Linked DNA regions of Mus musculus: all the other regions are linked to region 1. The links are chromatin loops, found by intact Hi-C in ENCODE. Cell type or tissue: heart. All regions are shown on one strand. Links, peaks and the distances in the headings refer to the core of each region. The heading gives the core; the rest is flanking DNA. Region 1 holds the start of Mtmr3 (myotubularin related protein 3). Region 2 overlaps Mtmr3 (myotubularin related protein 3). Region 3 holds the start of Uqcr10 (ubiquinol-cytochrome c reductase, complex III subunit X).

Evidence for each region. Hi-C counts contacts between places; a loop is a spot of excess contacts. Peaks named below come from ENCODE experiments on the same cell type or tissue, not always from the same donor. Only the 100,000 strongest peaks of a DNase experiment are listed, where the experiment ranks them.
Region 2: it touches region 1 in a loop (2.0-fold over the local background); 5 of 42 quality-filtered maps call a loop at or near these places.
Region 3: it touches region 1 in a loop (2.2-fold over the local background); 3 of 42 quality-filtered maps call a loop at or near these places.

The regions. Positions count from the first base shown.
Region 1 is chr11:4,589,010-4,599,400 of GRCm38, forward strand. Mtmr3 (myotubularin related protein 3) reads right to left here and starts at 5,781. Exons shown (of 19, transcript NM_001373897.1): 1 at 5,594-5,781. In heart, for the core only: CTCF peaks have their summits at 4,983 and 8,215; a DNase peak (open chromatin) is centred at 5,842; H3K4me3 peaks cover 2,474 bases; H3K27ac peaks cover 2,151 bases.
Region 2 is chr11:4,524,881-4,535,271 of GRCm38, forward strand. It overlaps Mtmr3 (myotubularin related protein 3), which reads right to left. Exons shown (of 19, transcript NM_001373897.1): 2 at 6,342-6,425; 3 at 3,437-3,526; 4 at 2,956-3,072. The coding sequence starts at 6,344. Among named protein-coding and RNA genes, the nearest start is that of Mtmr3, 65 kb to the right of the region's middle. In heart, for the core only: a CTCF peak has its summit at 5,328 (motif pointing right); no DNase peak of the experiment used is centred there.
Region 3 is chr11:4,699,204-4,709,594 of GRCm38, forward strand. It overlaps Uqcr10 (ubiquinol-cytochrome c reductase, complex III subunit X), which reads right to left and starts at 5,141. Exons shown (of 2, transcript NM_197979.3): 1 at 4,954-5,141; 2 at 2,765-3,017. The coding sequence starts at 5,103. The coding sequence ends at 2,973. It overlaps Zmat5 (zinc finger, matrin type 5), which reads left to right and starts at 5,453. Exons shown (of 6, transcript NM_026015.3): 1 at 5,453-5,518. Gm51883 (a long non-coding RNA gene) reads left to right here and starts at 1,241. Exons shown (of 2, transcript XR_003949632.1): 1 at 1,241-1,693; 2 at 2,220-2,989. In heart, for the core only: no CTCF peak of the experiment used is centred there; DNase peaks (open chromatin) are centred at 5,128 and 5,458; H3K4me3 peaks cover 2,755 bases; H3K27ac peaks cover 2,190 bases.

The DNA.
Region 1 (10,391 bases), core at 1,071-9,070:
TGCTTGGGCTTGGGAATGTGTTTTGTTGGCTTTTTCTGACAAAATCTCCTGTAGCCCAAGCAGGCTCTAAATTCACTAGGGATAAAGTTAGCCTTAACTGATCCTCTTGCACCCACCTCCCAAGTGCTGAGATTTCACAGGTGCACTGCCACACCCAGCATATCTTGTAGGATTTTTACAATGAACATGTACTATAACATTCTGAATCAGAAATAAATTTACTTTAAAAGCAAACTATATGAGAAGAAGAGATGTGAGGAAAGGGGGGAAAAAAGAAAGATGGAGAGGGTAAAAGCGGGGAAAGGTAAATATATCTTCCATCCTATGTGGAATCTAAATTTAACAATATACATGTTATCATACGGATATATGCATATGTGTGTGTGTGTGTGTGTGTGTGTGTGTGTGTGTGTGTGTATGAATGACATGAAGTCAGAAGAGGTGGAAAAAGGGTACCATAGGAAGTGGGGAGCAAAGGGCAATGGGCAAATGAATTTACATGCAAAGTACAAGGTTATATAAATGAAATTATTTTTACACTAAGAAAAAAAGACATTTTTAAGCTAACAAGATAGTTCAGCAGCTGAAGAAGCCTACTGCCAAGAATGACAACCTTAGTTGAAATCTTGGGATCAACAAGAAAGATAGAGAAAACTGACTTCAACAAGTGGTCCCCTGACCTCTACATGCCCACCTACATACCCATACCTACACATGAACACACACAATAAAAATATAGCAAAAGCCAGGCAGTGGTGGCGCATACCTTTAATCCCAGCACTTGGAAGGCAGAGGCAGGCAGATCTCTGAGTTTGCGGGCAGCCTGGTCTATAGAGTGAGTTCCAGGACAGCCAGGGCTACACAGAGAAACCCTGTCTTGAGAAAAAAAAAAAAAAGAATATACATATATACATATACATATATATAATTTAAGCCTAAAAGAGTTACAAGGGAGATAGCTAATAGATAAAGTGCTTGCTACACAGTCATGAAAACCTGAGTTCAATCCCTAAATAACACCTAAAACTTTGTGTGTTGGTGGTTCGTGATTATAATCCCAACATTGGAGAAGAGGCCAGCTGCTGGTCAGTTTAAACAAACTCAACTACAGTGCACTGGTCCCAAAGAGAATCTTTGTTTCAAAATACAAAATGAGCAGTCGTCAAAGACTGGCACCAAAGGCTAACTTCTAGCCTCTGCTCAAATGCACATACATACATACATACATACATACATATATATACTGGCACATATGGATGCAACCCTAGAGGTCTCACTCTGTAGACCAGGCTACACTCAAACTCAGAAATCCTCACGCCTCTGCTTCCAGATTTAAGGTGTATGTCACGCCCAGTACAAACTTAGATAATAATAATAAAGAACTCCCAAATCAAGTTTTATCATTAGCAATGTACTGACTTATCCTTTTTAATGCTTTTTTTTTTTCAGTAACCACACTGACTTCATTACCCTGCAATATGCCACTTGCCATTCAGAAAATACAGTTCTGGGGCTGGAGAAATTGTAGAGGCCCTGGGTTTGGTTCCCAGAAACCATATGGAGGCTTATAATCATCTGTAACTCCAGCTCCAGGGGATCTGACATCTCTCTGACCTCTGCAGGCTCCTGCACATACATGGTATACCCACATACATACAAAATTTTAAAAACTTTAAAAAGAAACAAAAACACACTTCTATAACTTTTACACAGAACATGCTAAGCTCTTTGCTCCAACCACCTTCCATCACAGCTCCAAAATAAGAAAGAGATCAAATACAGTGAAGTGTATTCCACTTGATCCTTATGGCATTTGAATTGATGGCTTTACTTCAATTCCAGTTCCCAACAAGAACTCACCCTGCAAGACGGGCTCCACTCTACTGCAGCCCCTGCAACCCCATGACTCTTTCTGTAACAGATACAAGTACTCAAGGGTTTCTCCACTTCAGCTGCCTTCCCAGTGGCATCAGGAAATTCTGCATTTAACATGTTCCTGGTTGACTTCTGCTCACTAGCCAATTGTGTTTACTGGGAGGTCAAGGATGAGACAGGGTTTCTCTGTGTAGCCCTAGCTGTCCTAGAACTCACTCTGTAGACCAGGCTGTCCACGAACTCAGAGATGCACCTGCCTAGGCCTCCTGAGTGTTGGGATTAAAAGCATGAGCCACCACTGCCTAGCTAGACAATTCAACTCTTTCATGAAAAACTTTTTAAAAAAAGAATTCTAATGCAATAGGATTCTATCATTACATTATTTAGCTTGTTTTTTATGTGCCATTCCATTGCTCTTCCCTCACAACCTGTGAAATAAGAAAACATTGTTCTTCCTTTAATAATGAGGGAATGTTCTATGGCTTGCCAAAAACAAAAGGGCTAAGGAGCAGCACTAGGCAGACTTGAGACTTCCTGAGCTATCCACTATCACACTAAAACAATCTTTATTTTTATCAAATAAAACTTTAAAATGTCAACTTTAAAAGGCTTTTGTTTCTTCATACAGTACAAAAAATGAAAATGAAAGCACACTAGTATCAAGATCGCAAAATTAAGATTAAAAATAGCAATGGCATGTAGTAGTCTTGAATTACTGAGAACCTTAGCTCAAACTTCATTTTAAATTGGTTTCACTGATTATGAAATTACATAAAATTCACCACCAATGCTCTAAGGAGCTAGCTTAGGAGATAGAAGCACTGACAACCAAACCTGCAACCTGAGTTTCAGACACACATGATGGAGAGAATCAACTCCTACAAGCTGTCCTCTGACCTACACATGTTCACCATTGCATATGTGCACCTACACTCATACTCAGAAATAGACATAATTTCTAAAATATAAAAACAAATTCACTATTTAAAATATATAACTGGGTAATCCGTAAGAAACAACTAGACATAAAATGTGCACAAACTTCTCCCAAACATTCTTAGAATTGTGTCTTCATACCAGATTATGAAGTGCCCTCTGTGAAATTGACTCGATTTCAACATAAAGAGAATTACAACAGCATACGAGTACTGTTTCTGCATACTTGCAACATGCACTCAATTTCCTGAGCATTTTTGGGAAATGTATAAAATCCATAAGCTAAAAGCAAAACTCAAGAACAGAATACTCTTTCTGGAATCTTAGGACAAATTTATAAGAGTTTTATTTCTTTTTGAGTTTCTCGTGTGTGTGTGTGTGTGTGTGTGTGTGTGTGTGCATATGTGTCAGTGCACACATGTGGAGGTCAGACAACTTAGAGTTTTGTTCTCTCCTCCCACCACATGGGTCCAGGGGATCAAACTCAAGTTGTCAGCCCCTGAAGCATGTGTCTTTACCCAGTAAGCCATCTCTTCTGCTTCTGTTTTCAATTTTTAAGATAGGATCTTCCTATAAAGCCCTGGCTAATGTGGTACTTGCTTATGTGGCTGGCCCACAGTCATCTCAAACTCTTGGAAATTTTAGCCTGAGTTGTTATTTCTTTTAAATACCCATATTTTTAAAAAATATATACTTAAAATATGTAAAAACTTGGCCTCAGTATGAGTTCTAAATTATGTAAATGAGGAAACTTGAGTACAGAGAAGTAATATCCCAACAGCCATTAATGCCACAAATGATCCAGATATACCCAGCAGCACAGAATGGCCATCTGTCTATACCACCTATAAAGTCAGTAACATGTGTCAACACCTAAAGTTTTAAATGCATTAAGACTTAAAAAGAGAATGAAAATCCCTCTTCAATGTAAGACATCAAGTAATTTTTAATAACTAACTAGTGTTTCTCATACCAATACTATTCATTTGATTTTTTTAAAAAATCTGAAAAGAAAATTCTGTGAGAACTATGGTAAGTAGTGGGGATTATCAGGAAACAAAACAGACAAGGTTTCTGGTGTTAGTGAACAACTGGGTGAGCCTCTCTATGATATGTCAGAATACAACCCTATGCAACTGTTAACACTTTCTTCCACCTCTTCCAAAACTGTAACAATCCTCAACACACCTTTGAAATATGAATTTATCTCTTGGTAACTCAGAATTCCACTTTATCACAGAAAGCAAAAACTAGTGCTGTTAAGAGGGTCTTTAAACTGACTTTACCATACCTCACAGCCTGGAGCAAATTTCAAGAACTTGTCACAACCTACAGTACACCTTCCAGGTCCACAACCCTGGTCTCAAATGACTGTAACACACCCTGCTACCCTCCACTTTACTGGAAACCTGAGCCAGATGGTTTAGAAGTAACTACAATGTTGGCATGTTAGAAAGCACCTTTAGGACCCCTCTGTGGGCCAGAAGCAGACTTCAGGCCTCACTTCCTTTATTTTCCTCTAGGTTTTTGGACATACGTTCAGCTATACAACATTTAATTTGATAAAATGTGTTCTGATGCCTTGTGAACAAATTCATTATGCTGCTCACAGTTACCTAAAAAGTAAAAATGGTAGGGGTGAAATATGTCTTCATAGGCAATCACTCTAACCTTCTAGAAGCTTCCAAATTTAGTTTAATAACATATTGCATAGTGTTTACCCACAACGGTGTCATTCTGTAAACTCTTCTACTCAGTCAAGCATGGAAAAGAAGTCTTTCACTGGCCATCAACGCATGTTATTTGGTTTCCAAGTAAAAAACACAGAAACATTGCAGAATCTCAAAGAAGGCCTCCTTCACATCCCCACAAACAAGATCATTTTGATACAGAACCATCTACCATTCAATCGTAACTTCTGACGGCTCACTGTTCACAAGAGGAACGAGGCTGAGCCTCCACTACAAGAACACATGCACTTTTAATACAAAAAAAAAAAAAAAAAAGACCCTAAATGTCAAAAAGCCAAGTGGATGTCAAGATAGTAAGAAGAATAAAAACGTAAACTTCATTCTGACAATGACTGAACATTAATATCTAACAGAAACCTGTGTGTAAAACTCACAAGTGAGATGATCTGACTCCTGGTGGCCTAACAGAGTGTGCAAACTCTACTTCCAATTTTTGAAATAAGTTTTCTGGCCCCAACAATACCATCTTGGGTCATGAAATGCAATACATCCAGTACAATTTCAACCCAAGAAATAATACTGATCTTTTGCAGAGCTACTTGAGCAGTGTTCCCCGAGCTCCTCCAACCACCCCTGGACCTTCGTTCCCCTTCAAGCACTACCAGGTCAGGAGGATGCCCTGCTGCAGTTAGGCTGAGGCCCGCACAGCTCGCCCGTGGTTTCCAACAGCACGACCTCCGGCCTCTCGCCACTAAGGACTCCCACGGTCTCGACCAGGGCCTCGGGCCACACGCTCACCTCCCGGAGGCCCGGGAGCGTTTTCCAGGGCGCCCCAGCCGCAGCTCCCAACACTCCGAGTGTTACCCACCGCCAGGTTCAGGATGGCCGCCGAGCTCGGCGACCCCGCCTCCCCCGACTCGCCCGACCGGGCCTCGGTGCTCCATTCTGAGAGCTTGCCCCGGGAGGCCGCGGCCAACCCAGCCCTCGGCCCGCCGCCGCCTCCCCGGCCGGTGACAGCCGCCGCACTCGGCCCAGGTCCGCCCCTCCTCCAGCACCTCCTCGCCACCAGAGCCGGAGGGTGGGCTTCTTACCAGGCGGCAGGACATGGCGAGGCCCGCCACCGCAGGGCCTCCTCCGCCACCCCAGGAGGCTGCCAGCCAGGGTCGGCGGGGGCCAGCGCCTGGGCCGCTGGAGCGTCTCCGCCGGCTGCTCCGCCGCCGCCGCCGCCGCTGCCGCCGCCGCCTTCTCACAACCACAACAACATGGCGGCAGCGGCCACACAGAGCGCGCTCCCGAGACCGATCGGAGCTGAGAGCGGGGGCGCGCGCGCACGCTCCGGCGCGCTGTCCGCTGTGGGATGGGGGGCGGGGGGGAAGACTGGCCGTCACGGGATGGGCGAGGGCGGGGCCTGGCTCGTTGGTCACGCCCCAGGATGTGGGCGGGGCTGCAAGTCACCAGACTGTGGCTGCAGAGAAGCGTCAGGAGGAAGAAAAGAAAAATGAGAAGTGAATAAATAAACCGTTACGAATTAAGAAAAAGAAAAACAAGGTTTAGAAAGATTTTTCAGGCTTCTTTTCCAACTTAATGGACCAAGACAGCACTTCAGCTTACTCTACTTTCTATTAAAACTAAGAACAGTAGTGATATTATATCCCCAGCAAGTATAGTCAATATAAAACTAACTTAATACCGTGCATGTAAATATAGTGTGCTATAAGTTATGCCCAGAATACAAGTTCAAACTGCCTCAACGCCAGCTCCTAATAAAAAAAACCTCAGTGCTCAAAGAAAAGCAAGGGGGAAAAGAATCCCTACTTTGACTGGCCTCCAGAAGAGCCCCATAGTCTAACACTGTAATACCTTATTTTAGGTCAGCAGTCCTCGGGGTCTCAAATATCCTGAACCTCAGATATTTACATTATGATTCATGGTAGTAGAAAATTACAGTTATAAATTAGCGAGGAAAGTAAGTTGGGAGTCAGCATACGTGAGGAACTATATTAAAGTCACAGCGTTTAAAGGTTGAGATCTACTGGCTTAGGTCCTAACAAATCCTCAAAGATATTTCACTTCCTTAGATGAATTTTAACATGACCTTGATTTTTTATCAGAAGACAAGTAAATGAAATTTATCCCTGTATTTGTTAAATTGTTTATCTCCCCCCCCCCATTATTTGTTTCTTTGTATTCAACATTATTGCCTCTCTGCCCCCACTGGAGTTTAAGAATAATTAGAAAAAAAGGATGCTGTCTTATTTGTCATTATGTCTCCAGAACCTAAAATTGCACAACACAATAGCCAGACAAATCTCCTAATTATGGAAGAGCAAGTGTTTATATTTATCTAGTTGAATCTTCATAAATGGTCAGGCCTATCTTTATTTTACAAACAAAAAAAAAGTAAAACCCAGAATAAGTTGAATTTAACTTAAACTTCAAACCCAGGCCCAGATAACAACACAAACTGTCCTATTACTCTCTGGGCTACCCACCACATCACAGAATCTCAAGGAAGGTCAAGGAAGGCACTACATCACAGATCAGTTAGCAAAGACTTCCCACCGCCCTCCAAGGACCTGTCTTCCTCCTCTTCAATGCAGCTGATTGTGTCTCCGTTTTCACCTTCACTAGAAAAGCACAGGCTAAATTGGAAGTACAATGATTGCACCTCTTGGGTCAAAAAAAAAAATCTTTTGGTAGTGATAGCAGTAAACTATACACTTTCATTTATAATCCACTGTCCTGGTTTCCCTTTGTGTATATTCTCATGGCCTTTGTGGGACAAGAAAAAAAAATAGAGCATCAAATAGATGGACAACAGGACACACAGAGTAGACAGACAGACTGCCAGCAGTGGGGAACCTGAACTGGAGCTAGCACTTCACTGCCAGGACAATCCCTGCTGGATGGCTGGACACTGATAAAGTGGCTCCAGGTAAACAACTCAGGCAACAGGAAATTCACACCTGCTCCACCAATCCCACAGCTCCCACAGTCCACATGGAAAGAGCACATGGATCAGCTTGTCGCTTGCCTCTCTGTTTATCAACAATAACAATTTGCTTTTTGATCTGGAGTGAGAAAGGAAATCTTTGACTGAATCCTCGACCAGTATTTAAAATGTTTGAAGAAATTTTACTGTACCCTTGAATTCATGGTGTGCACCGAATCTTTTAGCTTGCACCAAACCACTTCAGCCTTAGATGTAGATGAAACAAGAAGGCCAGAGTTTGAACTCAAGTGATCTGATGTTGAGGGACATCTGTGCACATCATACTTCCCTTCCTCTCCACTCCTGGAAGCCTGGAAGGCAGATATTAGGAAATTGTCTCTAAATACAAAAGAGCAAACTCTGCATGGCCTGGAAAACTCCCTTTGTAGGGGCTGAGGATACAGCGTGTGTGTTGAGCGCACACCAGGCCCTATTTTTAACAAGCAGGAAAAAAAAAAAAAACCTTTCTATATTCAAAATAAGATTACAGTGACATTGATAACATTTAAGGAGAATATAATTACTTCAGCAAAAATGCCTGAAAGTGATCATTTTCTTAAAAACAATGTAATGCATATGCCATTATCAAAATCGTTACTTTTATTCTGTATTCAGTGGTAGGAATCTAAAACAAGGCAAGCATAGCACTGTGTGTGCTTGAATTAAAATTTCCAGTAAGTATAAAAATATCTCCCAGGATTTTTCTGACAGCACATGGTACCCCTACTGGTGGAAATGGATCCATTTCATTCCCGTTCTAATTCAGTGTAGAGCAATGGCTTTTGAAGCATGGCCCACAGGTTCTTCAGGTAACCTGAAACGCTCAGGGCTCTATTTGGTTCAAAGTCTTTTCATAATAATACCAATTAGTAGCTTGTCTTCTTATCATGTTGATATTTATACCAATGGCACAAAAGGACCAGGTTCATTGCTGGTGCTTTGTCCCAATCAAGGCGGTGGTACAGTGTGTTCCACTAGCCATTGTATCCTTAACAAAGTGGGCTGGTACTAAACAATATGGCAGTTTCACTTAAGAATGTCCTGTATTGGCCGGGCATGGTGGTGCACGCCTTTAATCCCAGAACTCGAGAGGCAGAGGCAGGCGGATTTCTGAGTTGGAGGCCAGCCTGGTCTACAAAATGAGTTCCAGGACAGCCAGGGCTATACAGAGAAACCCTGTCTCAAAAAACAGAAACAAAAAAACAAAAAAGCAAACAAACAAAAAAAGAATGTCCTGTATTGAGGAAAAAGGGAGGCCTAATTTTATTTGCTCTTTGACGGCAAGCCTTTCACTCTTCCAGATGGTGATATGGAAATTCCATATAATGCACATTTTTTTAACAGGTTATTGAGCTGAAATTCACAGGTCAATTAGTCATGTTAAAGCAAACTAACCAGTGGCATCTAATACCACCCCAGTGTCCTGTACCCCCTCTCCCACCCCAGTGTCCTGTACCCCCTCTCCCACCCCAGTGTCTTGTACCCCCTTCTCCCACCCCAGTGTCCTGTACCTCCCTCTCCCACCCCAGTGTCCTGTACCCCCCTTCTCCCACCCCAGTGTCCTGTACCTCCCTCTCCCACCCCAGTGTCCTGTACCCCCTCTCCCACCCCAGTGTCCTGTACCCCCTTCTCCCACCCCAGTGGTTCTGTACCCCTCCCCTTCTCCTCCCCCAGTGCTTTCAGAACTCTCAAATAAAATGTGATGTCCTACAAGCAGCTGTTTCCTAAATTACCTCGAGGAAGGAACACTATTTTTACAGGAAAGAATGGTTATCATGCAACATCCAGTTTCTCATATTTGGTTAGTTGGCTTGTCACCAAACATATATTATGTTTCTGACAAATACAACTTATTGTACTTGTTACCAGTGATAAAATTACTGCTTAATTATGATTTTCGGGAATGTGAATGTCCTATCATAAGTCTAACTGCTTCATGAGACATAAAGTCTTTTCTATTGAAGGTTGGGCATACCTTTATTCCCAGCCCTTGGAAGGCAGAGTAAGGTAGGTGACCCTAAGTTCAGGGTCAGCCTTGTGTGAAGAGCAAGTTTCAGGATGCAGAGAAACCCTGTCTCAAAATGAAAGTATTTTATACTGAGATGAGTGGTAATACTGGCAAAAGTGAATATTTCATAACACAGGATGAAATGAGCCAAGAGAGTCAGATAAACCAGTGAACTAATATTTTACATAGGATCAACTCATGCTACCAGACGGTACCATTCCAAGTGGAAGACAGACCGATGAACTTTAGTGCAGCAGAATGCTAGAAGTTCATTGGTACAAATTACCCAGCCAGAAACTTTAGACTCTGGCAAGTCTTAGTACATTGAGGAAAAAAATACCCACAAATATCTTATTTGTACGAGACAAGATTGTCTTGAGTACTTTCACCAGAGCAGATTGCCACACACCAAAAGCAGATGCGAGTATAACAGCGAAGGTTTCACAGACAAACAAGCAGGTGCACACAAACACATAAGCAAAAATACATTCTCTTTTTTTTTTTTAAGAAAAAAAAACATTGGCATTGGGAGAAGGATGTATAGTGGTATTCAGGAGAAACTGAAGGGGGAAATTGGGGTAGATAATGACCTTATTCTATTGCATACAAGTATAAATGTTTCGAATAATAAAAAGTAAACAAAGCCGGGCGGTGGTGGCGCACACCTTTAATCCCAGCACTTGGGAGGCAGAGGAAGGCAGATTTCTGAGTTCGAGGCCAGCCTGGTCTACAAAGTGAGTTCCAGGACAGCCAGAGCTACACAGAGAAACCCTGTCTCGAAAAAAAACCAAAAATAAAATAAAATAAATAAAAAGTAAACAAAGAAATAAATGTAAACTCGAATAACCAGCAACAACAAACACTACCAAAGAAACAAAACCTCTGTAAC
Region 2 (10,391 bases), core at 882-8,881, 64 kb before region 1:
AGTACTAAATAATGCAAAGTGGGTCATGCCACAATAGAGATAGCACATTTGGGTTCTAATAGCTTAAATGTGCGTGATTTCGGTAAAATAACCTTTAATAGGGTCTCTTGATTTCCTGTGTTTTGCTGTTCATACTTATCTATTGAAGATCGAGTAGAGGGATGCAGAGAGAGAGGCCACCCCTCTCCATCCTCTGGCCTCCATCCATCGAGTATCTGTTGCAGGAGGAGCCAGCCTTTTGCTTCCTGACCTTGGGCTTCAGGAACCCTTGCACTAACTTGGGCTCTCTTAATAGGAAATGTTCATAGTCCCTACAATGTCAAGATAATTTTACACAATCATTTTTCTACACAAACACAGCACCTGGGGTTTTGGAAGTAACACACAGGCTCTAAAACTTAAGAGAGTTATAATGCTAGAGGAATGCTTGATATGAGGAGATGGATTAAAGTAAGTGCAGAAGTCAGTTTCTGAAACACTGTATATACCGACTACACTTTGGGGGAAAAAAGGTCAGACTACAACCAGTCAGCTACTGTAAGAGATAAATCATGAATGGCATAGGCCTATTCACAGAAGCACATTGTTTTAAATTCCAAAAGGGGGGGGGGGGGGCGGGACTGGAGAGATAGCTCAGCGGTTAAGAACACTGACTGCTCTTCCAAAGGTCCTGAGTTCAACTCCCAGCAACCACATGGTGGCTCACAACCATCTGTAATGAGATCTGTCGCCCTCTTCTGGTCTTCAGACACACATGTAAGAAACTGCTGTATACATAATGAATAAATAAATCTTTTTAAAAACCCAAAAGGGGAGAAGTGATCTAATGTTCATTTCAGATCCACACTAACTTCAACCCATTGCCCATTTACTGAATTGCATGGCATCAAAAAACATGTTGGATCCTGAAGGCACAAAGACAAGACAAAACAAAGAGTTACATGTCCAATAAATGCTGCGAAAGTATGTTAAGATATAGAAGCAGCCCACTGAGCACAATTATTGCCAGGAAGGGAATGGGACTGAGCAAAGCTTCTCAGGGGAAGTTACCCCTGAACTGAGTTCTGAGAGATGAAGAGAAGTTCCCCAGGAGAGAAAAAAGGGAAAATGTGCAAAACTATGAGGTCTGCCTGAGTGGTCCAGGAAGCTAGTTTTACTAGTAAAGTGGGGACAGAACAGCTGACAGGGTCAAGGACATCATGCTGCATACTATGACTGTCATAGAACAAATAAAAAAATGAAAGCTTAGGGCAGTGGATGACATTATTCTCCAAAAGACCTGATTCCCAAACAAACCCAAGAATAGACCTTTACATACTTAGCCAAATCCAGTAAGCTGATAAATGGGACAGGGGAAAGTGCAGTAAGATGAACTCTTATTCTCACAGGCAATTTAGTTACAAGTGCACTGATTCTAACCATTTAAAGAAGAAAGAGTTAAGGTTAAGTTGAGTAGTATAGTCACTCACTTCCCTAGGATATGGTAGGGAATTTTCAAAGCTGTTATTTTATCCCTTCTACCTTTACCCACTGGTCATGAGTGCTCAAATCCAAATGAAGTCTTGTTGTGCTGGTTAATTCTTGTTAACTTGACACATACAAGAGCAATCTGGGAAGGGGGCCCTCTGAATTGAGAAATTATCTCCATTAGATTGGCCAGTGGGCATATTCTTGATTAATGTTTGATGTGGGAAAACACAGTCTATAGTGGGCAGTATAACCCCTGGGTACTACTTCAGTTGCTTTGGCTTCCCTCAATGATAGACTATAAACTCTAAGATGAAATAACCTTTCGTTTGTTGGTTTTTCAAGACAGGGTTTCTCTGTATAGCTCTGGCTATCCTGGAACTTGCTCTGTAGACCAGACTGTCCTCCAGCTAAGAGATTCCCCTCTGCCTTATGAGTGCTGGGACTAAAGAAGAGCTCAGCCACACCCAGATGAAATAAACCTCTTCTTCCCCAAGGTGCTTTTGATCTCTAGAACACTGTCAACATAGTACATTTCCTTTTTCCTTGATGACTTTAGTGTATACCAATGGACAGAATTTAGACATAATCCAAATCGAGTAGGAAGGTAGAAAAAGTCAGGCCAAAATGCTCAGAAACATAAATGTGTTAACTATGATAAATAAACAAATACTCAATGCCAACTCAAAAATGACAGCCACTGACCTTGTCATAAAGAATGCAACTTGATAGTTAGGTAAACTAGGAAGGTGAATAACATGAATGCAAGAAACAGATTTCAAAGAATTCCCATAAATAAACATAATCTGAATGTAGGCCTGAGCTCTGACAGCATCACAACACTGCACCGACACTCAAATACAGAAAGCCAGAAGACTGGCAAGTAAAAGAGGAAGAACACTTCCCACTGGCAGAAATCTGTGAACTTGTGGGCCTTTCTGGGTGGTGGTGAACTGAAGAGCCAGCTCTACTGAGCAGACCTCATAACCAAGACAGGGCAACTTCAACTTCCCTTTCCTTAGGTTAAGGGTCCAATATGCAAATAAGCAGCATACTAACATTTATTCTTATCTGCTTAAAGAGCCACCGGAGTAAGTTTATTCAGTATGATAATCTGTAGTGAGCTCAAAGAACAATATTCTCATCTATTACTAAGACCCAATAAATAATCTCAACTGAAGCGGCTGCTAACTACTAAATAGTATGGGGGCTAGGGAAAGGCCTGCACAATCTTTACACCTTTATAAAGCTTAACAATACAGCAGTACCTGGGATAGACTATTTACTATTAACCATGAATGGCCTCATGCAGATAAGGCACATTATTTTAAATAAGCATAAGAGTTTCTTATTAACCTGATATCCTTGAGCATGAAAGTAACTGAAAGGAAAGCGCAGCATGCAACACCTTCATACACCTAAGCATGTAGACTCTCACCTCTTAATTTTTCTGTCTACCTTACAGGGAAAACAGCTGGTATCACTTACATTGACAAGAGACTCCTTGAACTTGATGTGAAGCCTGTAATTAGAAAGAGCAATGATGGCCTCCTCAGCACGGCCCACATACTCTGTGCTCTCTCCATGAAGTTCAAGGAAAGGAACCTGAAAAACAGAAGAAGAAACCTTTCAGAGTTCCAGAGCAGAAAAAATAAAAAAGCCAAGTCTTGAAAAATATGCCTGGTGAGTAAACTGTCAGTAAGCAAAGAAACAGAACCCTCTGCCCCACAAGTTAAAGCAAAAATCTAAAGGATGGCTTATACTTTATGTACCCAAGTTATAGACTTTCTAAGGAATGATGAGACAGATGATCATCTCAAACAATGAACTTTTAAGAAATAACTTGCAAAAAGGAACAATGTTTTCCAAGTACAGCTAAGGATTGTGTCTATTCTGCATTACTTCAATTCACTAGTTTTGCTCCATCATTACTATAAGGCTAAACACATATTACACAGTTTAAATTTACCTGAAGATTCTCATCCTCCCGAATCAGCTGCTTCCTGGGAAAGATCTGATTGGCCTGGATGCACTCAAGGCTATGCCGCATCTCTTCATCCTGGAAAAATCCCACAATGTTTAATAATTTTAAAACTTCTACTAGTCACCCATATTTGATTCTTCTGCCATGCCTACTTACATAATTATAAAACTAACCCAATGACCATTTTGAAACAAGCAGAAAAGCTCAAGAAAAAATACCTCCCTCCCCAAGTGTTTCATCTGATCTATTACTACTGCAATGGTTTGTAGAAGGGCTCTCCAAAGGCCTACATGTTAAAGGGTTTGGTGCTAGCACAAAGGACTGTCAGCAGGGAGCTAGAAACTCTGAGAGGCAGGCCCTCTTCTCTGTCTCCTGGGCTCCACCAGGTGAGTGGTCTTTTTCCATCACATGTTCCCACCTTGACATACTGCCTCACCGGTGACACACCCCAAATCCAGGGGTGGCTGACCAATACTGTTAACTTCTCTGAGGCATTTGTAATAAGGACACAAGTCTGACTGATAAAGATATCCCTAGCCGGGCGTGGTGGCACACGCCTTTAATCCCAGCACTCGGGAGGCAGAGGCAGGCGGATTTCTGAGTTCGAGGCCAGCCTGGACTACAAAGTGAGATCCAGGACAGCCAGAGCTATACAGAGAAACCCTGTCTTGAAAAACCAAAAAAAAAAAAAAAAGATATCCCTAATCTGAGGACATACTGATGCAAACTGTATCAGGTATTACCAGACTCTGAGTACCAAGATATTAGGATATCTGGTACATTTTTAAAAAATACAAGAAGCAGGTGTGTCACTGGGGGTGGATGGGCTTTGAGGTTTCAAAAGTTCTCAACTACCATTCCAGCACCATACCTGCAACCTGCCACTATGTTTCCACCATGGTCATGAAGAACTAACTAACCCTGTAGAACTGTCAGCAAATCCTCACTTAAATGCTTTCTTTTATAAGCTGCCTTTGTCATGGTGCCTCTTCCCAGCAACAGAACAGTAACTAAGACATATCCTTTATAATGTGTGGTCATCCTACTCCAGAGCTTTGGGGCAGAAGGAACCCCAAGAAGACTGTGCTGAGCACCACAGAGACCTCAGCAGTACCAGAAAGAGGACTATACTGCTGGTCATGTGGCACACAGTGAAGGGTAAGCCCTCAGTGCAGAACAGAGCAGCTTTGGTGTCCCACTGCCACTCGTGAGCACTGGTGTACATACCATGCCAATACCAGGAAAGCACATTTCCAGCTTATTGAAAACTATGGGCAAATAAAAACATACTTTAGATAAAAAAAATAGTAAGCTGGTTGGTTGTGGGCATGCCTTTAATCTCAGCAATCAGGAGGCAGAGACAGGCCAGCCTGGTCTACAGGGCAAGTTGTAGTACAGCCAGAGCTATACAGAAAAACCTTGTCTCGTATACTATCCATCCCCCACCCCTCAAAAAAAAAAAAAAAAAAAAAAAAACCTAAAAACATCATCATGCTTTGGGTACAAGATTAAATCAGAAAATTGTGATGCCCACAAATTTTGAGAATACTGGCCCACCTTTAAGAAGGAAGGAATTACCTTTTTCCTTCTTTTAATATGATGTAACTACACAACTGGGGGTGGGTGCTTTTTTACTTTGTTTTCAATTTTAATTTTGAAAAGCATTCTCCACAGGTCCCTAATGAAGCCTGAAATTAGCATGGCATTTTTTCTTTTTTTAAGATTTACTTATTTATTTTATGTATATGAGCGCACTGTAGCTGTACAGATGGTTGTGAGATGTGGTTGTTGGGAATTGAATTTAAGACCTCTGCTCGTTCTGGCCCAAAGATTTATTTATTATTATACACAAGTACACTATAGCTGTCCTCAGATGCACCAGAAGAGGGCATCAGATCTCATTACAGGTGGTTCTGAGCCACCGTGTGGTTGCTGGGATTTGAACTCAGGACGTTCAGAAGAACTGTCAGTGCTCTTACTTGCTGAGCCATCTCGCCAACTCATAGCATGGTATTTTCAATTACCACTTTGTGTACCAGCCAAAACACCTTAGGTAAGACAAAACAATACATACACACACACACACACACACACACACACACGCACGCACGCACGCACGTGCACAGATACTAGACAATCTAGAGAATAACTTCCCTAGCCCTCAAAGCTTTACTTATGTCCTTATGACTACTGAGAGGTAGCTGGCTGTGCTCCATCTCTTCCATCTTTTCTGCCTACTGTCCAGATGCCACTGAAATGCCCATTGTTTTCTTAAGTGAAATGTATGGCAGGATGTACACAGCTACCTCACCTGCCATCGGGTCAACGAGTCTTGAAAACACAATAGGAAAGGAAGGGAACTGCTTCCATCTAATAAATTCATATAGAATGTGTGTTATGTGTGATCACGTATGTTAATTAGCTCAATGTACCATTCTATAGTATGTGTTTATTTTGTAATACATTTTACAATGAATGTTTCCCAATTCTGCCAATCATCTCCACACACCAAATAAACACACAATCACTTTCACTATGCCTTGATTCCTACGGTTACTTTAGGGAAAGGGAAGAAGTAAGCCTGGGGCCTCACATAAGTGACAGCATGTGGTTCAGCACTGAATTATACCCCAAACCAGTTTCCTAGTAAAGGAAGAAACGAAAATCCTGGACTCCAAGAAGTAGATATTTCAATCTCCCTCCATTAAACTGCGCTGCATATGCAGCTCTTCTAGTCATATTCGACTGGCACTGAGGATCCAACAAAGGAAACAGAGATAAATTAGGGAATAGGAAAAAAATGAAATTATTTCTTACAAAACAGAAAGAGATGTTTAGTGTTCACTATTATCAAGAGTCTGACTCTAATTTCCTTATTTCTGGTACTTACCATGACCAGGCCAGGTCAGGAGCGGCTGCGTCCTTCTCCAGTCTCTGACAAGGCTACTCTTTCTCTTCTGCTTGAGACCTTTTACTTTAGGAAGGGGAAAAAAAAAAAAAGCAAATTTAGCAATAGTTTTTCCCCTAATTGGCCATACCTTAAATGGCTATACTGCATATACACACATGAAAATTGACTGGAGTCAGCCCAGAAAAAGTTGAGTATCAGCCAGCTAAATTCTCACCATTGGTTCCAAACTGAGTAATACCTTTGTGAAAACATTATTAACTTTAACTAGTTCTGTAAGTAATGTGAAAACACTGATATTCCTGTGTTGACAATAATTTTCAACTGTTACAAACCTTGCAGAAAGATAAAACAAGCAATAATTAAAATCAGCAAACACAGTATTCTACTAGTGTTTCAGGATATCTCTGTAGCTTATCTTAGAAAGTGGATCTTCCCATCTATGGAAACAAACTGACTTGGGTAGAATATAAATCAATTACCTGATTATTTCATATCCTGTGCTTACTGAACAATTATGTAAATAGTTCACCTGTGTCTCTAAGAACAAAAGAACACCCAACTAGCAATGCAAAGATGGTCTACTAAGGTGCTGTCACCTCTCCTTAGTAAGTCTTTCTCTGTGTAGATTAGCATCAGACACACCCAGTATTTTTGGTTGCTGAAGTTTGATTTAAAAAAACAAAAACAAAAGATGGCATTGGTGGGAGCCCCAACCTTAGGCACTGTGAGAGCAGCACTAGGTCACTGAGAGGGAATATCGGAGGCCAGGCTAGTGCCGCTGCTGGGCTGGGCTTTAATAGAATACTCTGGAAGACAAGGGGCAAGGAAGCCACTGAGATCCACTGGAAGTGACAAATCCAACAAACACTAGACTTACAAGCCAGCAGGGACACAAACCAACAGTGTGCCAGACTCCCCAGTCTTACTGACGGTGAGAGGAAGTTCCTCAAGCCTTGCCTTAGCAAACACAAACAAGGGCTTCTCACTGACCGATGGACACCCAGAAGAAAAGTGGATTCCTCACCCCATAAGCCACAGGGGAAAAGAACACAAAGAAACCAAGGTTGTTGCAGATGACTATTACTTGTCTGGCTGAAGACAAGAGCATCGTCCACACATTTAAACTACTGTTTTTGTTGTTTTATGCAGTTGTAAACTGAACCCAAAGTCTGATTACATGATAGGCAAGTCTCCTGTGACTGAGCTTATATACTTACAACTCAAACTGCTCTATCTTAATCAACATAAGAGATAAATGTGATATATTTTCATACTATTAGATAACTAAAACTATAACTCCAGTGCCAAGACATAAATGCCAAAAATATTGATAGAGGAACTGGGGAGATGGCTCAGTCATTAAGTGCTCAACTTAAAAAGTGTAGGACCTGAGTTTGACGCCCAGCACCCATATAAACAGCTGGGCAGAGTGGCACACACCGGCAATCAAAAGGCTTTGGAGGCAAACAGGAGCATCCTTAGCACTCACTGATGTGGCAGTCTAGCCTAGCTGGTGAGCTGCAAGCTAATGACAGCAGCAAGCAAGGAACGGATGGCATTCCTGAATATGCTAAGATTCTCACACATGTATACCTGCCCACATACATATACAGGCATGCATTTTAAATTATTCCCTGTGTGTAGAATGTCAGTGGAATATAAAGAACCTGAAATCCTCAGGAGTACATCTTTGTGAAAACAGTTTGCTGTTCCCAAAAGAGATATATGGTCACATTTCCCACCAATATTACTCATGGGCACGTGCCCAACAGACTAGAAAGCATGTCATATGTCTACACAAACTTGTACACTGAGAAGCTGGGCTCAGTAGTATGCATCTATAGTCCCAGATACACAACTATCACTTGAGTTGGAGACCAATACAGCAAGAACCCACCTCAAAAGTGAAAAAGAAAAACAGAAATTGAAAAAATTTAAAAATTAGGTCAGGCACGGTGGCATATGCCATTAATCCCAACACTTTTTAGGAGAGAGAGGAAGGTAGATCTCTGTAAGTCAGAGACCAAGCTAATCTATTTATACTCCAGGACATCCAGGGCTATGCAGAAAGATTAATTCTTAAATTTAAAGATTATTTTAAAACTTGTAAATAAACATTCATGCAGCATTATTCATAATACTCAAAGAATAGAAACAACTCAAATGAGTAGCAAACAAAAGATGAACAACATATATAGAATGGAATCCTTTTCAACAATAAAAAGGAAAGAAATAGTGACCCATGAAAGCATGGATAAAAAACATTAGGCTACCTGAAAAACTTGGGGCACAAACTGCTACAAATTCAAATACTAAGAGGTAAATACAGAGAAACAGAAAATAACATTGCTAGTACAAGTACTGAGAGAAAAATATGGAGTGACTTTTGTGGGTTCAAGGTTGTATTTATGGGGAAAGGGTGGAAATCTACAATTACACAATGAGGGTTGTACATGTGAATATACTAAACACCACTGAGCTGCGTACTTTTTTAAAAGGTGGACTTCATGTGATCCGAATTATACCTCAATTAAAAGGTGGATAAAAAGGCATGAATACATGCACCCTAAGTGTAAATAATTTTACTGCAAAGAAAATTACAAAATGAACTGAGCAGCGATGACCTTAATTCTAAGCACATAGGCTACTGGCTCAAAAGACTAACTACGATTTCCTCCTGAGGAAAAAAACAGCCACTTTCAGGTCTAAAGCCAAAAACTGTACAAATTACTATTTTGTGTGCCTTATTAGATCTGAAAGCTAGGGAACTATCAAACCTCTAACAGGATGTCAAAAAGACTCGGAGAATCATATATGAGTATGAAATTAAGAGAAAATAAATTAATCTTTTAAAAGCTGATTTGGGACTTGAGAGTTGCTCCCTGGTTAAGGACACTGTTACTCTTCCAGAGGACTAAGGATATATCATACCCAGCATTCCTACCAGGCTTGCCTCACCTCCAGGGGAGCCTGCTGTCCTTAGCCTCCAAGAGCACTCGTGTGACATAAATTAACACTGACACATACAAATACACATAATAAAAAATAAAGTAAGAGGCAAGAGAAACGACTCAGGGGTTTAGAGCACTGGCTGCTCTTCTAGAGGACCTGAGCTCAACTCCCAAGGCCCACATGATCACTCACAACTATCTGTTAACTCCAGTTCCAGGAGGTCTGATGCCTTCTTGTGGCCTCCATGGACATCAGTCATATGCATGTATACAGACATATACCCATACACATAAAATAAAATTAAAAGTAAATGTTTATTTTTCAAAATATTTTTTTCTAAAAAAGGACGAAGAAGATCTGAGTGAACCTAAAGAGAGAGGTTTACTGGTCAATGGAGTAGTTTCCACGAAAAATAAAAAAATTAAAAAAATTAAAAATAAATAGTTAAGTTCAATCCCCAGTAATATATGCTTGGACACACGCCTGGCCTTGATCCCACCCAGCCCCCACTTCCCCCCCTCTCTCCCCTATGTCTAACAGGATGCCAGTGTGTTAGATCCTGCATTCAGGGAGACTATACTCCAATAAAATAGACAGAAAAGAGCCCGGCATGGTGGCGCACGCCTTTCATCCCCAGGTGTGTGCCCACTGCTGCACCTCACTGCCAGGTGTTTGTGATATTCGTTGCTGGGGAAGAGTCGGAAAATTTCCCCAGCAACCACAGCTGGGGCCAATCCGGAGTTGCTGCACCTGCACCAGACTCTTTCCTTGTACCCCTCCCATACCTATTTCTTGAGAATAGATATTGTTTAGATCTGGAAATCCCCTACTCTTTCCCCTTCTCCTTTCCCCCCTGAGGGCCTATAAAAACTGGGACCCCTTTCCCCTCTGGGTGGACTCCTCTACCCCTGCGTGGGATATGAGTCGTCCCCAGAGCTCTGGCTTTCCCCGAATAAAGCCTCATGTGGTTTGCATCAAGCTTGGTCTCTCATGAGTTCTTGGGGTTCCACTATTATCCCGAGACTTGAGTGAGGGTATCCTTTTGGGGGTCTTTCACTTAGCAGGCATGAAGTACCA
Region 3 (10,391 bases), core at 893-8,892, 110 kb after region 1:
TTTTTTTTTTTTTTTAAGATTTATTTATTTATTATATGTAAGTACACTGTAGCTGTCTTCAGACACTCCAGAAGAGGGCGTCAGATCTTGTTACAGATGGTTGTGAGCCACCATGTGGTTGCTGGGATTTGAACTCTTGACCTTCGGAAGAGCAGTCGGGTGCTCTTACCCACTGAGCCATCTCACCAGCCCTTCTTTTTCTTTTTTTTAGCTCTATTGAATTTTATTTTATATATACTGGTGGTGTCCCCATGTGTGTATCTGTGCACTATGTATGTGTGGTATATAGTGCCCACAGAGACCAGAAGAGGGCTTAAATCCATTGGAACTAGAGTTACACAGTAATGATGTGGATGATGGAAATTGAACCAGGATCCCCTGGAAGGGTAGTCAAACCTCTTTAACCGTTGGGCCAACTTTCCAAACTCCAAGAATGTTTTATCACAGTCACAGAAAAGTAGCTGGTAACACACCCCAATCTTTGTAATGTCTGCAGGTCTACACTGATTTCTTCTCCTTGATTCAGTGCTAAGAATGGCACATAGGGCTTTGCACATGAACTGCTAGGCATTCGTTCTAAGGCTGAGCACCCCCATCCCTGAATCTTCTTGAATTAACGACTCTTAAGGCCCAATGATGTCTGGCACTGGAGAGATGACTCAGTGGTTAAGAGCACTGACTGCTCTTCTGAAGGTCCTGAGTTCAAATCCCAGCAACCACAGGGTGGCTCACTGTTGGGAACTAAAAAGGGACATAGGGGATGTCCTGGGGAAGGGGAGACCCACACCCTGCCAGAGTTCCACCTATTCTCTGGTCAGTCAGGCATGGGAGGGCTGCTACCTTCCACTCATCCCCGGGTGGGCATCTAAGCCTCTGACCCACTCTTGGGGGGGGGGAGTGGCAAGGGGCAGCGCTACCTGGAAGCCCCAGATCTAAGCCCACCGGGGTTATGGGGAGAAAAAGTTGAGGGAAGAGGTTTCCAACACCGGTGAGAGTGAGTGCAGCGGATCTTGACTGGAGCACAGGAAGGCTGTCAGATTAGAAATGGCTCATTAGGAGAAAGCCTGTCCCATCCTCCAAGCGCAGTGGGCCCTGATGAGCAGAGACAGTCTATGGTTTTAGAGCTTTATTATAAAAATGCAGGGGGAAAGAGAGAGAGAGAAGGCTAGAGAGAAAGAGGGAGTAAGAGGGAGAGAGAGGAGAGGAGAAAACAGAGAGAGAGGGAGTGAGAAGTAAGAGAGACAAGAGATCAGATCTCGTTACAGATGGTTGTGAGCCACCATGTGGTTGCTGGGATTTGAAATTATTGCTAAGTCTAATTGACCTCTGCTTCCTTCAGTTCAAATGTACTGACAGAATGTCATTTGCCCTGATCCCTCCCCCCCTTTTTTTGAGACAAATTTGCATAGTTTTGGCTGTCCTAGAGCTAGCTCCATAGACCAGGCTGGCCTCAACTCAGAGAGATCTGCCTGCCGTCGTGGCAAACCTCTGGAATGCTGGGTTTTAACACTGCCATGCACGACCACTGCCTGGCAGACAGGCCCTGACTACAGATGCACAAGTAGAGAAACTAGGTAATTTTAGGGTCTCTCCCACCGCTGCATGGATTTCCCGGTCTGGATCAACCTTCAGAGAAGATTCTGGATTATCTGGCTCTCTCTGGCTCTTACAGGTTCTCGGGGATTGCCTGCAGGTGAGTCATTCACTTCCCCAGGATGATTTATTTATATGTGAGCACGTGTCTCTGTCTGAAAATGAACCGTGCCCAGGGAAGTCAGAGGAGTGTGATCCTCTGTAGCTGGCCAGTTGACTCACGCATAGTTTCAAACCCCAATTCTCTGCAAGAGCAAGTGCTCTTAACCAATGCGAATTTTCTCAGACCAGGTTTGTTTGTTTTTTTTGTTTTCGAGACAGGGTTTCTTTGTACAGCCCTGGCTGTCCTGGAACTCACTCTAGACCAGGCTGTCCTCAAACTCAGAAATCCGCCTGCCTCTGCCTCCCAAGTGCTGGGACTAAAGGCGTGCGCCACCACACCTGGCTTCAGACCAGTTTTAAAGTCACAAAACCCTCTGTGCAACAGATCATCTTTATTAACCCCATCATAATTATAATGAGGCGACTCAGGTCCAGCAGAGTTGGGTGTGGCCCTTGGTACACTCAGCTAAGAACTGCTGGGCTTGGGTTTAATTTCACACTCATAAACTGATCTTTCCATAAAGGAACCCCACAGGAGGCTGTGGCCCAGAGACATGGAGACTACCAAAAGCCACTCAGCAAGTTAAAAGGTAGAAGAGAAGACTTCAGCCTGAGACAGGGATTGAGTCAAGACTCCCAGGGTAAGACTTTTTCCTAGCTGAGACCATGGTGCTTTCCCATGGCCAAGAGAATCTTTGTGATTTAAGAAGGGGGGTGGGGGGGACTGCAGAGGTGGCTCAGTGGTTAAGAGCACTGGCTGCTCTCCTAGAGGACCTGAGTTCAATTCCCAGCACCTACACGTAGCTTACAACCATCTGTACCCCCCAGTTGCAGGAGATCTAATGCTTCCTTGGGCACCACAACACCCATTTATATTAAATAAGAACAAAAGACTGGGACTATTGGTTTAAAGATAACCTCTATTCAGGCTGATGAGTTCAAACTAGGATTCTTGGGACGTGAATGGAACAACTCCAAATGGTAGAGTCTTCAGGAGTTTGCATGGGGCTTGGGCACGGTCTCAACTACCAAGCGGAGATCAGGAAGTTAATAAAGGACTCGTGCAAAAGCCGGTCTCATGAGCACTTTGCATTTATTTGCTGACAGCTGTACTCAAACACAGCAGAAGTGAGTCTGTTTGTACAGTGGAGCCATAGCTTGCCCACACACTGGCGGTCGGTGAACGGCAACTTGAAACTCATCCTTAGGCTGAGGCCCCAACTCCAGGCAAACAGCTGACCGGCGACTGTTCCTTCGGGTCCCACAGGGGCAGGGTGTTACTCCTTGTTCTCATACTTGTGCTTTATATGTTTCCACAGTTTCTGCATTTAAAACACAAGGCAGTTCACCGTTAACCTTTGTCCTCACATTTTACAATAACTCTAGCTGTCCAAAGAGAAGAGCAGAGAAATCAGTGTTGAAAGAGTTAACAATGTAGCTGAGCTAGACGGTGGCGGTACACCCTTTGATTCCAGCATTTGGGAGGCAGAAGCAGGTGGGCCTCTGAATTCAAGGTCAGCCTGGTCTACAGAGTGGGCTCTAAGACAGCCACTACACAGATAAACCCTGTCTGAAAAATCAAAATCCAAACCAAAACACACAAAAAAGCAACATAACAAATCACTCCTACTCCATTAACCACACTAGGTGGGAAGGGAAACCAGCACTTGTACAAGACAGTAAGATAGGTTGCAAGAACGTCCCAGTTTCTTCATTATTAAAAAACAGCACCTAGAAAATGCTTCCCCCACCCCCACCCCCAAATTTCACATTGAGTCACTTTTTATTCTTCAGACCTAAAGTGGTTACACAATTCCCATTCCTAGAAGCACGGGAAAATGGGGGAATTCTGACAGTGTACTTAAGACAACTTTCGATACTTGGAAATGCTTATAAAAGATCAGAGTGGGGGCTGGCGAGATGGCTCAGTGGTTAAGAGCGCTGACTGCTCTTCCAAAGGTCCGGAGTTCAAATCCCAGCAACCACGTGGTGGCTCACAACCATCCGTAACGAAATCTGATGCCCTCTTCTGGAGTATCTGAAGACAGCTACAGTGTACTTATATATACTAAATAAATAAATCTTAAAAAAAAAAAAAAAAAAAGATCAGAGTGGCAACACTTTCATATGGACAGGAAGCTACCCCACCAGAGGAAATACAGCAACTAGTAGACAGAGCCTGTCTGGGCAGCAGGTCAGAGAGCCCTGAGGGGGCTGGAGAGACGACTCAGTGGCTAAGGGTACTCTGGTTGCTCTTCCAGAGGACCTGCGTCCAGTTCCTAGCACAGATGATGTACATGCAGACACAACATAAGCAAATAAAATTAAAACAACAAAATTTAAAAACAAACCAAAAGAGGTAAGAAAGGAAGGAAGGCAAGAAGGAAGGCCACTCAGTGAAGGAGCTGGTCGGTGGTGGCTCAGGCCTACAATCCCAACACTCAGGTGGCAGAGGCAGGAGGGTGAGTCTAAGGCCAAGCCTTGTCTACCATCTAGCTCCGGGACAGCAATAGCTACACAGAGAAACCCTGTCTCGAGAAAAAGAAACCAGTCGATGAACATGCTGGCCATCAGTAACATACCTTCCCCAATACTCTCACAACCTTTGACATAAAACATGCACAGAGTGTGGGACAGTTAAGTCAAAGAGGGCTCGCCATTTCCTACTTTATATTCATCCCCACATTTTCCCAGGATGCTATCTTTCAGTGGTATCATTAAGTATGAACGGTAGCACCTCATCTGTATCCCAGGATCTTTGATCCACTATGACCTTTATTCAATACCACGGTTAAGTGCTTTAAGTCCAGTATTGCCAGTTAGGGCTTGAGGTTTCATAGTCTTCACGTTTAATCCAAAGAGCCTACGTGGGCGGCCTTCGGAACTGAAACATCAATTTTAAAAGGTCAGCCACATGGTCTAAGGAGACCTACTTTTAACGACTGCCTTGCTGAAATCTGCCCTTGAAACTAGCAAGGACGGCAGGGGTCGGAGTTCCAACTCACCACCGACTTAATGGAGTGGTTCAGACCCGTAAGTCCTCTGATGTCTCAGGAGTCAGGAGTTAGCTTTCGCAAATGAATATGTGGAACTGTGTGACAGGACATACCAATTAGGCCTCGCACCATGTCAAGAGAAATAGATGTATTAACGGGCACAGTTCACCCCAGACCTGGTAAGACTTGATTGAGTTCCGTCCTACCTCCCTCCCAGTCACCCTTCAGGCGGGCCCAAGGTCAGGATGGCCCAGGCCCTCACCCCCTCGTTGATGTGCTCGTAGATCGCGTCTGCGCCCTGATCGAAGGCTCGCTCGAAGAACAGGGCGCCCACTGCGATGGTGAGGGCAAAGGTGGAAGTTCTGCGGAACAGCAAGGAGTACAGGCGCGAAGGGATCGTCGGCGACGACATGTTGCCTCACTGCCGAACTCGCGCCACTGCGCTTGCGTAGAACCCAATGTCTTGCTCCAAAAGTTTCAACGCGCCCTGCTTTATGGGAATTGTAGTTTCTCTGTATCTCAGAGTCGACATTTTGAACCATTAAAGAAACTGATAATGTGCACAGGGTAACAGTTTATTACAATGTTCATATTCCACACAACCAAAATTTGATAAGACTTATTTCTCAGTTTTTCTCCTCAACCATTTCCTGCGTTTGGCTATTTTGAACTACAAGTCCCGAAAGCCCCTTAGCTTACCCATCTTCCCCAGTGCTGTCTCGCCTTCGTATTCCGCCTTCTCGGTACCTTAGGAAGGACTACAAATCCCAGCGAGCAGAGCGCAACGCGAGGACTCAAGAGGAGGAGCCCGGAACCAGGTATCTTTGGTGAGACATCCGCGTCCAAGTTTTAGGCTCTTTTCCCAATCAGAAGAGTAGGCATTTCATTCTAAGTCCGCGCTATCCGCTTTTTCTGGCATGGGGAGTGAATACAGAGGCAGGGAACCTGAGTTTCTGTGGCTGCATCTCGACTCTCTGCCTAACGTCCTTTGAACCTACTCCAGATGTAGGTTTGGGGGTGGCAAAAGTCGGGTCCTGCAGTTCTAACTCTTAAGCCACGTCTCAGGGGGGAAAGTGGCTTTGCACTTGCTTCCTGTTCTCCAGAGCGTAGGCTTTAAAGCCAAGAACCCCGGCTTCGGAGATGGGTGACCTGGTTGTAAAAGGCACCGTACTTTTCTGAGTATCCCCTCGGGGTCTTGAGATGATCCCCAGTAAAAGAAAGGTTCCCAGCTCTCCTGGAGCGCTCTGGCCGTGGTGCGTGGGCGATGGGGAAGCCCAGCACTTCTGGAAACTAATACTTTGTAAAAGAGAAAACCCAAATGCTTGGACGGATTGCTTGCTCTTTAAACCTGAGTAGCCGCTTAATGGAGGACTGAATATATTGTAGCAGGGTAAACAGGATAATGTTTCTAGAGGCAACTGCACTGCTGGGGTGCTTGAGAAAGTGTAGAGTGGCCTCTAATGAGTAGGTGGCCTGAAGTCATCTCTAGTCTGGCCTTGAATCCCGTCCTGGGTAAGGAGTCATTCTTTTCCTAATTGCACTAGGGAGTCACTGAATGGGTTTAAGCTGGAATGCTTTGAGGTCTATTTACATTTTAATGTTATCGTTCTGACTTCTTGCTAGAGCAAAAACTGAAGAGAAGAAATTGCAGAGGTAGGTAATTTAGAGTAGAGAGGTTTAGAATAATGGTCAGATTTGAGATGCATTTTGGTAGGTAGGATAGACAGAGCAAGCTAGCAGAAGTGTGCAAGAAAGGTAGAATTAAGAGGTGGGCTCGGTTGTGGGTGCCTTTAGTCTCAGCACTCCAGATGCAGGTGGGTCTCAGAGTTCAAGACCAGCCTGGTTTACAAATTCCAGGACAACCAGGGCTACACAAAGAAACCCTGTCCTGAAAAACCAAACCAAACCAAGAAACAAAAATAGGAATTAACATCTAGAGATAAATTAAGATTTGACTACAGAGACTAAATGGTTTGTGTTTGTTTGTATGGAGAAAAGGTTTTACACTTGCTCTGGCTTGCCTGGAACCAGCTACATAAATCAGCCTGACTTTTAACTCCTGGTGATCCTCCTGTCTCTGCTATCTCTGGAAGGCTAAAATTATAGACAAGCACTATCATGCCTGACCTGTAAATTGTGTGTTTATAGATTTGGTTTTGGTTATTTTAAATTATGCATATGTATGGGAGGTTAGGGGGTGACATGTGCTCCTGAATGTCGGTACCCACAGAAATCCAGAGGAGGGTATAGCATCCCCTGGAGCTGGAGCTGGAGGTTATGAGCTATCAAATGTGGGTGCTAAAAACCAAACTCAGGTCCTCTGTTAGAGTATTACATGCTCTTAACATGATCTCAAGCTCTGTAAGTTGTGTTTTGTGTGAGTTGTCCCTTAGATATGAAGTAGAAACATCTAGAACAAATGGGGCTATGATTCTGAGGTTCAGAGGACCAGTGTGAGCCTGGGATAAGGACTTCAAACTGGACATGATGGTATAGGACTATATGCTCCCAGCACGAGGGAGGTGGAGGCAGGAACAGAAGTTCAAGGTTATCTTCAGCTACATTATGTATGAGACCAGCCTAGACTACATGAGCCTCTTCCTCTTAATTAATTACTTAGTCAATTTAAACCCAGAACTGATTTCTAGGCCTACCAGGAAGTGGTGAGCCTTCAGGAAAAGACTGCTTAAGCTTTGTTGAGCATGGACAGGAGACCTACAACAAACCGATTTGGTTGATGGCAAGTTAGTTCAGAAGGCAGGGAATTAAAGGTGGTTTGTTTTGACTTAACTTTTATATTTAAAAGATTATTTTTAAAAAGATGTAGCCGGGCGTGGTGGCACACACCTTTAATCCCAGCACTCGGGAGGCAGAGGCAGGCGGATTTCTGAGTTCGAGGCCAGCCTGGTCTACAAAGTGAGTTCCAGGACAGCCAGGACTACACAGAGAAACCCTGTCTCAAAAACACCAAAAAAAAAAAAAAAAAGATGTAGTATTTTTATCTTATGTGTATGAGTGTTTTCTCTACCTTTGTATATATATGTGTACCACATTTGTGTATTGTATCCCCTGAAGATAGAATTATGGAGAATTGTGAGCTGCCATGTGGGTACTGAGGACCAAACCCAGGTCCTCTGCAAGAGATACAAGTACTCTTAACCCCTGGGCCTTCTCTCAAGCTTCGTTGTTGTTGTTGTTGTTTGTTTTAAGATTTATTTATTATATGTAAGTAGACTGTAGCTGTCTTCAGACATTCCAGAAGAGGGCATCAGATTTCGTTACAGATGGTTGTGAGCCACCATGTGGTTGCTGGGATTTGAACTCAGGACCTTTGGAAGAGCAGTCGGTGCTCTTAACAGCTGAGCCATTTCTCCAGCCTCCTGTTGTTGTTGTTGTTATTATTATTATTATGATGATGATGTTTTTGTTTCAAAACAGGGTTTCTCTGTGTAGTCCTTGCTGACCTGGAACTCACTTTATAGACTAAACTGGCCTCAAGTTACAGAGATCCGCCTGCCTCTGCTTCCCAAGTGCTAGGATTAAAGGCGTGTGCCACCACTAAGCTCCATATTATTATTATTATTATTTAAAGATTTATTTATTTATTTATTTATTTATTATATGTAAGTACACTGTAGCTGTCTTCAGACACTACTATCCGAAGAGGATGTCAGATCTCATTATAGATGGTTGTAAGCCACCATGTGGTTGCTGGGATTTGAACTCGACACCTTTGGAAGAGCAGTCAGTGTTCTTAACTGCTGAGCCATCTCTCCAGCCCTGTATTATTATTTTTGAGACAAGATTTTATTATAGAATTCTGGTAGACCTGGCAGAAATTTGCTTTGCTCTGTAAACCATGCTGGCCTCTAACTCAGAGGTTTATGTGTTTCTACCTTTTGTGTGCTGGGAGTAAAGGCATGGGCCAGCATACCCAGAGAGGTTCTACTTATTTAAATAGGTTTGTTTGTTGAAATAGGTTGTCAACACGTGGGTCAAGACTCCTTTGAAGCTGGGCGTGGTGGCGCACGCCTTTAATCCAGCACTCGGGAGGCAGAGGCAGAGTCGGATCTCTGTGAGTTCCAGGACAGCCAGGGCTACACAGAGAAACCCTGTCTCGAAAAAGCAAAAAAAAAAAAAAAAAAAGATTCCTTTGAGTCAAATGGCCTTTTCACAGGGGTTGCCTGAGACCATTGGAAAACACAGATATTTACATTATGATTCATAACAGTAACAAAATTACAGTTATGCAATAGAAATAAAAATAATTTTATGCATGGGATCACCACAGCATGGAGGAAGTGAGTGAAAGAGTCACAGCATCGGGAAGGTAGAGAACCACTGACTAGGGTCACTACCTAGCCTGGCTGACCTGGAACTTGCTCTGTAGACCAGGCTGGCCTCAGCTCACTGAGATCCAACCTGCCTCTGCCTCCCCAGTGCTAGGATTAAAGGCGTGCACCATTGTGCCCAGCTTTCATTTTTCCCTTTTTTTTTTTTTTTCTTTTTTTGGTTTTTCGAGACAGGGTTTCTCTGTCTTGGCTGTCCTGGAATTCACTTTGTAGACCAGGCTGGCCTTGAACTCAGAAATCCGCCTGCCTCTGCCTCCCGAGTGCTGGGATTAAAGGTGTGCGCCACCACGCCCGGCTGCCCAGCTTTAATTTTATTTTTTAATCTTTCAAGTTAAAATTTTCAGTTTTTAAGGGACTGGAGAGATGGCTCCATGGTTAGGAGCACCTGGGTCCAATTCTCATCACCCACATGGCAGCTCATAGCTGTCTGTAACCTCGGTTCCAGGAGATCTGACACCCTCATTTAGACATACATGCAGGCAAAACATCAATGCACATAAAATAAACATGTTTAAACATAAAATAAAACTTTTTTTCATTTTTTAGGAACATGGTGGCACACACCTTTGATCCCAGTAACTGAGAGGTAGATGAGGCATACCTCTGTGAGGTTGAGTCTAGCCTGAGCTACATAGCAAGTTGTAGACCAGCCAGGACTACATAGTGAGACCCAGTGTTAACTTTTTTTTAAGCCAGGTGGTGGTGGCACACACCTTTGATCCCAGCACTTGGGAGGCAGAGGCAGGTGGATCTCTGATTCTGGTTCAGCCTGGTCTACAGAGCTAGTTCCAGAACAGCCAGTGCTACATAAAGAAACCCTGTCTCGGGGAAAATGAAATTTCGTTTTTTAACGGGATTGTTGAGCCAAGCATCGTGGAGCTTAGCTGTAATCCCAGCACTCTGGGAGGCTAAAGCAGAAATAATGAAAGTTTGAGGCCACCCCTAGGCTATGGACTGAGACTGTGTCTCAGTTGGGGGAAAAAAATCTTCAATGTTCTACATCAAATTTTAGGGAAATAAGAAAAATGAACTTAACTTTTTTCTGATTAATTTTTTAACTCAGGTTGAGCAAACTAAATTCCTCTAGACACTCAGCCCTACTTACCATTTAATTACAATCCCTCAAACATTTAACTCCATTTATAATTTTCATATGTTTGATTTTCTTTTTGAGTACTTGGGATGTATAACCCTAACAAGCTCAATTTCCCCACGGATTCCTAGTTACCAGCAAATCTAATTAATTAAACTGAATTTAAATTTCTTGCAAACAATTCAATAGTTTTTAAAATTGATTGTGCATAGGGATGGAATTCATAAACACATTTTCATACATGCTTTTTGTGTA